2 separate regions of the Homo sapiens genome follow, and region 1 is linked to region 2. A link is an interaction called in ENCODE POLR2A ChIA-PET data of the cell type or tissue named here. Cell type or tissue: OCI-LY7. All regions are shown on one strand. Region 1 overlaps PSAP (prosaposin). Region 2 holds the start of LINC03139 (long intergenic non-protein coding RNA 3139).

Evidence for each region. Peaks named below come from ENCODE experiments on the same cell type or tissue, not always from the same donor. Only the 100,000 strongest peaks of a DNase experiment are listed, where the experiment ranks them.
Region 1: POLR2A ChIA-PET joins it to region 2 with 6 read pairs; 12 of 35 experiments call an interaction of 5 or more read pairs at or near these places.

The regions. Positions count from the first base shown.
Region 1 is chr10:71,821,090-71,825,089 of GRCh38, reverse strand. It overlaps PSAP (prosaposin), which reads left to right. Exons shown (of 14, transcript NM_002778.4): 8 at 3,083-3,214. Among named protein-coding and RNA genes, the nearest start is that of PSAP, 28 kb to the left of the region's middle. In OCI-LY7, no CTCF peak of the experiment used is centred here; no DNase peak of the experiment used is centred here.
Region 2 is chr10:71,876,758-71,880,757 of GRCh38, reverse strand. LINC03139 (long intergenic non-protein coding RNA 3139) reads right to left here and starts at 2,671. Exons shown (of 2, transcript XR_007062186.1): 1 at 2,273-2,671; 2 at 1,651-2,045. RefSeq lists an enhancer at 3,881-4,000. In OCI-LY7, no CTCF peak of the experiment used is centred here; DNase peaks (open chromatin) are centred at 1,877 and 2,717; H3K4me3 peaks cover 1,188 bases; H3K27ac peaks cover 2,615 bases.

The sequences.
Region 1 (4,000 bases), 56 kb after region 2:
ACAGCGACGCCTGTTTTGTGCTACAGCAGCACAGTTGAGTAGTTGCAGCCAGATCTTATGGCCAAGGAGCCTGAAAGATTGACTCTCTGACCTGCTGTAACCACTCAAGCAAGCTGAGGAGGAGTAGTTTATTTGGGATTATTACTCACACCCTACCATGTTCTAAAAACAGTTAAAAGGCAGCTTACAGAGACATGCACCTGAAGTAGGTAAAGATAAGCATTGACGGGATTTAATCTCGTGAAGTACTTCCTCATAGCTAACTTAAAATATTTTTCTCATTATAAAAGTTATACTGTGTAGAAATGTGTTGAAAATATGGACAATACTTCCCACACAAAAATCATTTGGAGTTTCAGAATATATCAACGGGTTCATATATACTACCTTGTACTTTGTAGTTTGCATTTTTTGCCTAAAAATATGTTGGCCATTGAATATTCTTGTACAAATGACTAAATGCTTGCAGAATAATCACCTGTGTACATAGAAGAGAATTTACATAATTGGTCCCCGGTGGCCGGATGTATCTAGGTTGTTTTCAGGTTTGCCTTTGGGAAGATGAATATCCTTATAGCCAAATGCATACATATATGCATATCCCTGCCTTTCCCCTTATTATAGAGAACTAAAGCTGGAACTGCTGAATGGAAGCATGAGGCTTTGGATACATTGTTAAATTGGCCTTCCAGGCTGCCATTTGGCCACCTGCAGTAGATTGCCCTAGGATCCCTTACCCCTCAGGGATCCCTTACCCCCCTTACTTGGGCAGCCCTGTGTCTTGTTCTGTGGTGCTGCTGGTCACTAACCTGTGGGAAAGCCTTGTGGGCCCGGGGCCAGTGTGGGCTCCTGAGTATGGAGACCCTTCATCAAGCATTTTCTGGGGCTCTTGCTACACAGTGTTTTGAGTGTGATTTAGTGTGTAAGACCTGGAGATGGTGCACACAGAGCAGGACAGCCCCCAAATGGTCTATCCCTGCAGGGCCAGGAAAGCTTTCAGGGCCCCCTTGTCCGCAAGATAGCAGGAACAAGGTAGGTTGCTAAGATCTGATTGCAAGAGCATTTCCCCTGAACCTCTTGGGACATCCTTACACCTGGTTAACTGCTTGATTGTTGTTTTAATTTTTCTTAACTGTTGTGTCCTTTCCTTTCTCTTATTTTCACCTCCGATTTCCTGTTTTTTTGTTCAACAGCAGGATCAGGTATGTGTCGGGGAATCTGCTTGCAGTAGTGGTCTGCTGCTTCCTCTAGTTACTTTGCTTTTTTTTTTTTTGGGTATGGCATGATTAGCTCTGACAGATACAAGGAATGGTTACGAGAGGCAGGCTCCCTCTCTGTTAATAGGCTGGGGAGGGCTTCTGCATCTCTCCCCTGTAATTCAGCCCTTGAGGTTTTGGGGGTCTCATCTCCCCTTCGGGGTCCAGTAAAATGAAGCCAGCAGAGCCTTGTGCTCTGGTCACAGTCCACATACAGCATACGTACATGCAGGCCACCAGTGTGACAATGGGGAACCATGGGTGGCCCAGGAGGTGCCTCAGCCTCCTTCAACGTAGGCCAGTTAGGAAGTCCAGTGTAGGTCTGGCTTCCCCAGGGCACCTTGTGTCTGTCACAACGCAAGTAGGCATTGCATGTCTTTAGTGCTGTTTTTCATAAACACAGAAATGCTTCTGCTGCATGAGCAAACATTTGCAGACAGCCAGCAGACTGTTCCTGGCTGTTGGATCCAGAGAATTGGAAACAATCTCTTGATTGTGGCTTCTGCCCCTCTGGGTAACAGGGTCCTTTGGGATCTAGAGCCACATCAGATGGCATGCTACAAGAACCAAATGCCCAGTCCATACTTGCTCTGAGCCAGTGTCCTTCGGGGCCGTCCTGAACACTGCCACCTCTGAGCGTTGGCATCCATCTGCTAGGATTAGCATTGGAGCTTTTTTTGAAGGTATTTTGAAGTCTAATGGGAGAGGACTTTGGTTGAAATACCTGAATTTTTACCTAGGCCTCCTCAAGGAGTTGGAACAAAGCTGATCGAGGCAGAAGCAGCCCTATACCTCCTGAATATTGGCGTCTTTTTTTTTTTTCTAAAAAGCTTGCTGTATCTTCAGCTGCGTTCTTATTATTTATTTATTTATTTATTTATTTTTCATTCTTAAGGTGTGGCAGAGACAGGGTATTTGGGATATACTTTTCAGACTCCCCCGGTCTTATTAATTCTCGAACCTTCTTGATATTAAAACAAGATGAGCCATAGTCATGGTCTAGCTCTTTTCCCTTAACAGGTCCTGTTTTTAGCACTTTTGTTCCTGCTGCTTTAGGGTTTGGTGCTGGAAGGCAAATGCACTCAGGCTCAGAGCTAGTTGCTGGTTGCATTTATTTCCACAATATACAGAGTCTATACACTTGTCTCACTCTTGGCCATCAGAGTGTCATGGTCAGGATGTCTAGACTATCTAGTGCTCTGTGTTTGGTGTCTAAATGGTGAAAGGGGATCAATCTGGAGACCTTGTGGCTTAAAATGATTCATCCATTTGGCGGGTTGGGTTTTCATGTGCACTGTGTGCAGCTTGAACATAGAATGTGGTTTTTTAAAAAGCCAGCATTTCCCCTTAATGCATCATTTTAAATGGTCCTGCCGCTGAAAAATCTGGTGTGGTTTTATTTCTAACACATTTGGCTTTCTGTTAGTTTATGGGCATGGTAGTTCCCCCTCTAGAAAAAAGCATAGCTTAGTTCCTACCTAGAGTGACCTGAAAAGACACATTCTAGAACAGACCAGGTGTCCTTGGAGATGTGGAAGGTGCTGGGGAGTCTCCCTCGTGGTGGCCCTGGATGGAGACTCTGTTTGATGTTCCTTAGGAGCTTTGTGTGGTCTCCTCCCCGAGATGTAACTGGCACATATGCACTGCTTCAGACACGAGCCCTTTAACATGGAAACTGGAATCTGCCCCGTTGTGGGAGGGGGAGAGGGAGGTAGCCTTGACCTGGGCCCAGGGTGCTGTCCAGCTCCCTGTCCTCTGGCTGGATTGGGACTGAGGAGCAGTGGGCGTAGGCTTGCTGCTGACTGGTTGTTCTGTGCTCTCTTCAGCAACCCAAGGAGATCTGTGCGCTGGTTGGGTTCTGTGATGAGGTGAAAGAGATGCCCATGCAGACTCTGGTCCCCGCCAAAGTGGCCTCCAAGAATGTCATCCCTGCCCTGGAACTGGTGGAGCCCATTAAGGTACCTGGTGTCACTTTGTGTCCTGGTCAGGGCTGTGCAATGCCACACTACTCCCTGCTGTGTCACATCACATCTTACGAGTCACTTGTTTCTTTCGGTTCCCTGCCTGGCTCCTAAAGGTCTTTGAGTTTGTGATCACTGGTTTATCCTATCCCCTATACTAATGCAGCCCCCGACCCTGAGTTCTTTTGAAAACATTTTATTTCCTTGGTTGTAAACCCTAATGTTCGTGGGATCATTAGCCTGTGTATTTTCAGCATGCCATTCAAAGGTGACTTTGCAGTGCCTGGCTTCAGCCTCACCTTCTCACATGCACTGTCTGGGTCCTTCCCCATCCTGTGGCCCTGACAGACTGGATGTTCCCAGCACACCCCTCAGAGTGTACGGAAGCCTCACTGGGCCTGCAGCCTGTATACTAAGTACATGTGGGTGTCTATTTTATTTAACTAAAACACCTCACTTGGTGAAGATTAGACTACTTCATCCCATAATAAATTTGTATTTGGCATTTATTATGGGTCAGGCAGCATGTTAGGGGCTGTGGTGAACAGATGATGTCATTGTGCCCGTGGGGCTTACATTCTAGTTCTTCAAGGCCTGGGCTGTGTGATGCCTTAACACGTGGCACATGTACACGCTTCTTGTTCTAGAACATCCCACGGCACTTGACTGCCAGCTGTTGGTCTCTCTCTGCTGTCTCCTCTCTGCATGTGCAGAGTGTGTGACCCAGGGGCCAGGCCGAAGTGTCAGCTGGAATCCAGGAAGCACTGCTTCTTGCCTTCCTCT
Region 2 (4,000 bases):
AGATACAGACCTCAGAAATGCTGCAGGAGCCCGGTGGGGCTGGGATGATGAGAGGAGACCTCCAGGATGCAGGGGGCATGCGCTGGCCTTGCAGAGTAAACAGGCACCAGACGAGCCGAGGGGAGGAGAGGCACTCGGGTGAGGCAAGCGGCATGAGCAAAGCACAGACGGTACACAGCATGGTGTGTACACATGAGCCAGTATTGGCTGGAGTAGAGGCATGGGCAGGGAGGTCCATGGGACAGGTGGGCATTGCAGGTTGAGGTCACTGGGGCAGAATGTTGTGGGAGCATGCTGGAGAGGTGGAGAGGTGGAGGGGAGAAGGAGAATAGAGCATTGACTGCCAGGGAGATGAATTTGGCATTGATCCCATGGGCATTAGAGAGCCAAAAGAGACTCTATCTCTGTTTTTTGTTTTTTTTTTTTTTCTTTCTTTTTTCTTTTTTTGAGACAGGGTTTCACTGTTGTTGCCCAGGCTGGAGTGCAGTGGTGCAATCTCAGCTCACTGCAACCTCCTCCTCCCAGGTTCAAGCGATTCTCCTGCCTCAGCCTCCCAAGTAGCTGGGATTACAGGTGCCCGCCACCACGCCTGGCTAATTTTTATATTTTTAGTAGAGATGGGGTTTCACCATGTTGGTGAGGCTGGTCTCAAACTCCTGACCTGAGGTGATGCACCTGCCTCGGCCTCCCAAAGTGCTGGGATTATAGGTGTGAGCCACCTTGCCTGGCCGAGAGTCCATCTTTAAAAATAAATAAATAAATAAATAAATAAAAAGTAATTTTATTTGAAAAACAGGAAGACCAGGCATGGTGGCCCACACTTGTAATCCCCACACTTTGGGAGGCTGAGGCAGGAGGATTGCTTGAGGCCAGGAATTTGAGACCAGCCTGGGTAACACAGTGAGACCCCATCTCTACAAAAAAAACTTAAAATGATCACTGCTCAAACCTAAGCCAGTAATAAAAAAAGAAAAAAAAGGGCTGGGCACGGTGGCTCACACCTGTAATCCCAGCACTTTGGGAGGCCAAAGTGAGCAGATCACGAGGTCAGGAGATTGAGACCATCCTGGCTAACACAGTGAAACCCTGTCTCTGCTAAAAATACAAAAAATTAGCCGGGCATGGTGGTGGGCACCTGTAGTCCCAGCTACTCGGGAGGCTGAGGCAGGAGAATGGCATGAACTTGGGAGGTGGAGCTTGCAGTGAGCCAAGATCGCGCCACTGCACTCCAGGCTGGAGGACAGAGTGAGACTCCATCTCAAAAAAAAAAAAAAAAGAGAAGAAAAGAAAAAGGAAAGAACAAAAATAGCCAGGTGTGGTGCTGTGCCTGTAGTCCCAGCTACTTGAGAGGCTGAGGCAGGAGGATCTCTTGAGCCCAGGATGTTGAGGCTGCAGTTAGCTATGATCGTGCCACTGCACTCCAGACTGCATGACAGAGTGAGACCCTGTCTCAAAAAAAGAAAAGAACAAGCATTACAGGGGCTGGGGGTAAGGGGGATGGGGATGGGACGTTATCGTTTAATGGGTACAGAGTTTCTGCTTTGCAAGATAAAGCGAGTTCTGGAGATGGGTGGTGGTGACTTTGCACAGCACAATGCGTGTATTTCATACCACTGAACTGTACACTTAACAAACAGTGAAGCTGGCAAATTTTATGTTATATATATTTTACTACAATTTTAAAAGCTGGGGGAAGAATTGCAAATTTTGGCTGCACAGCCTTTACATCAGAGGAGATGGCCCAGGTGCAGCCATGTGCGGTGGCTGCGGAGGCAACAGTGAAGATGACAATGATTGCTGACATTTAAGAAGTCCCCAGAGACAGCAGGGATAATGAGTAGGAAAAAACTCTGAGGGCAGGGGCTATGTCATACCCTCCTCTCCATACCCAGCACCAAGCCCATAGAGTGCAGTGGCGGGCTCTCAGCCACAGCGGCTGAGGAAGTGGTTGCGTCTGCATCGGCCTGCAGTGGACTGCCGGGGCAGGAAGAAGAACTAGCTTGTCTTTCACGGAGTCTTGTGTCCTTAAACCCAGATAAAGCGGCCTAGAGACAGTGAGAGAACAATGAGGGTTGTTGCAGACTAAAGCCGGGCCCTGGGCAATGTTTGGCCTCTGCCTGGGCCTCGGGCCCCACCCCCCATGTCCCCGGGCCCCACCCCCCAGGTCCCCGGGCCCCACCCCCCAGGTCCCCTTCCAGAACTTCACCAGTCTTGCCGGCCTCTCAGAGAGTCAGCCAACCCCTGAGGCCTTTCGGGGACTGATAACGCTCACCTTTGGCTCAGACTGAATCCAAACACTTCACCTCTTTTTCTTCACAGAGCCCCATCCTCCAAAGGACCCTGTTCCAGCTTGTGACAAACCCAGAGGCAATCCTGGTCATCCGGAGGAGGAGGTGTCTGTGCCGTTGCTTGGAGCTGACTGTAGGCCTAGAGGCACAGGATTATACAGGATTGTAAGAGAATTGTATTTTTCTTCCTTGCATTTTTCGGTGTTTTCTAAATTTTTTCAATGAGTATCCTTTTGAGAATCATTAAAAAAGAATACATTTTACTTGACAAGGTATATAAATACATGGGTTAAGATATTAAAATAGAAAGAGTAAGGATTGCTTGCACGTTACAGAGTCTGGGATTTGGAGCTCAGTGCCTGGCACTGAGGGGATCAAAGTGCCAGGTGCTCAAAGTGTTCGTTGAATGAGAGGCGGGGGTGGGGGTAATGGGTGGTGAGACTGCTACCCTGTCCCTCCTCCCTCACCACATCAATGTCTGTGAAGCATTTCTAGAGGATCTACTGTGCAATGGAACCCTGGGAGCCAGGGGTGACTGGGGAGGCAGCAGGTGCAGGTGCTGGTAATGCCGTGCCATTGGGAGCCCCACTGGGGGTCCTCCATGAATCACAGGGGACCCATACCCAGGATACTGAGGAAGCTTCCAGAAAAAAAGAGTGATGCTGGCCCTGGATTGTGAGGATGGGCAGGGGTTTTTTGGAGTGGGAGAAGGGTACAGGTGTTCCAGGTCATCAGTCCAAGTTCCTTCACTCCTTCATTATTTACTTGCTCAGTCATTTCACAAACAACCTTTTTTAAAATAATTAGACAGGGGTCTCACTATGTTGCACAGGCTGGTCTCTCACTCCTGGGCTCTGGCGGTCCTCCCGCCTTGGCCTCTGAAAGCGCTGGGATTGCAGGTGTGAGCCACCATGCCCAGCCTCACAAACATTTATCTGCAGTCCAAACTGGATCCAAACTCTCCTCACCGCACCTCTGTTTCTGGAGAATGCTTCCAGGGCGCCTAGAATATACCAGGTCCTGACCTAGTGACTAGAGATACAGCTGCCACTCATAAATAAACATATGCTAGCATGGCAAGAAGAAAAGATGGCAGGATGGCAGAGAGAAAGCTGCTAGGGAGCAGATGCAGAATGAATATCTGGAGCAGGAGCAAAGGGCAAGAGCCTCCAGACTGGGGGGAAACGACCTGGGCATGCTCAAAGGCAAAAGAGGCCACTGGAGATGTGTGAACAGCAAATGGTGTGATCTGATTGGGATCGTAAAGGATCACTTCCACACAACAGTGATCACACTTTGTCCACAGGCACCCTTTAAAAAACCCCTTTCAAATTTTTTTTTTTTTTTTTTGAGATGGACTCTCACTCTGTCACCCAGGCTGGAGTGCAATGGCACGACCTCGGCTCACTGCAACCTCCACTTCCCAGGTTCAAGCGATTCTCCTGCCTTAGCCTCCTGAGTAAGTGGGATTACAGGCACCTGCCACCATACCCGGCTAATCGTTATAGTTGCAGTAGAGACGGGGGTTTCACCATGTTGGCCAGGCTGGTCTCGAACTCCTGACCTCAGGTGATCCGCCCTCCTTGGCCTCCCAAAGTGCTGGGATTACAGGCATGAGCAAATGTGCCTGGCCCCTTTGAAATTTTTATCATTAGCCTAAACTTGCAAATGATGCATTTGGTGGTTTGCTGTAGACTGTATATCATCTTTAA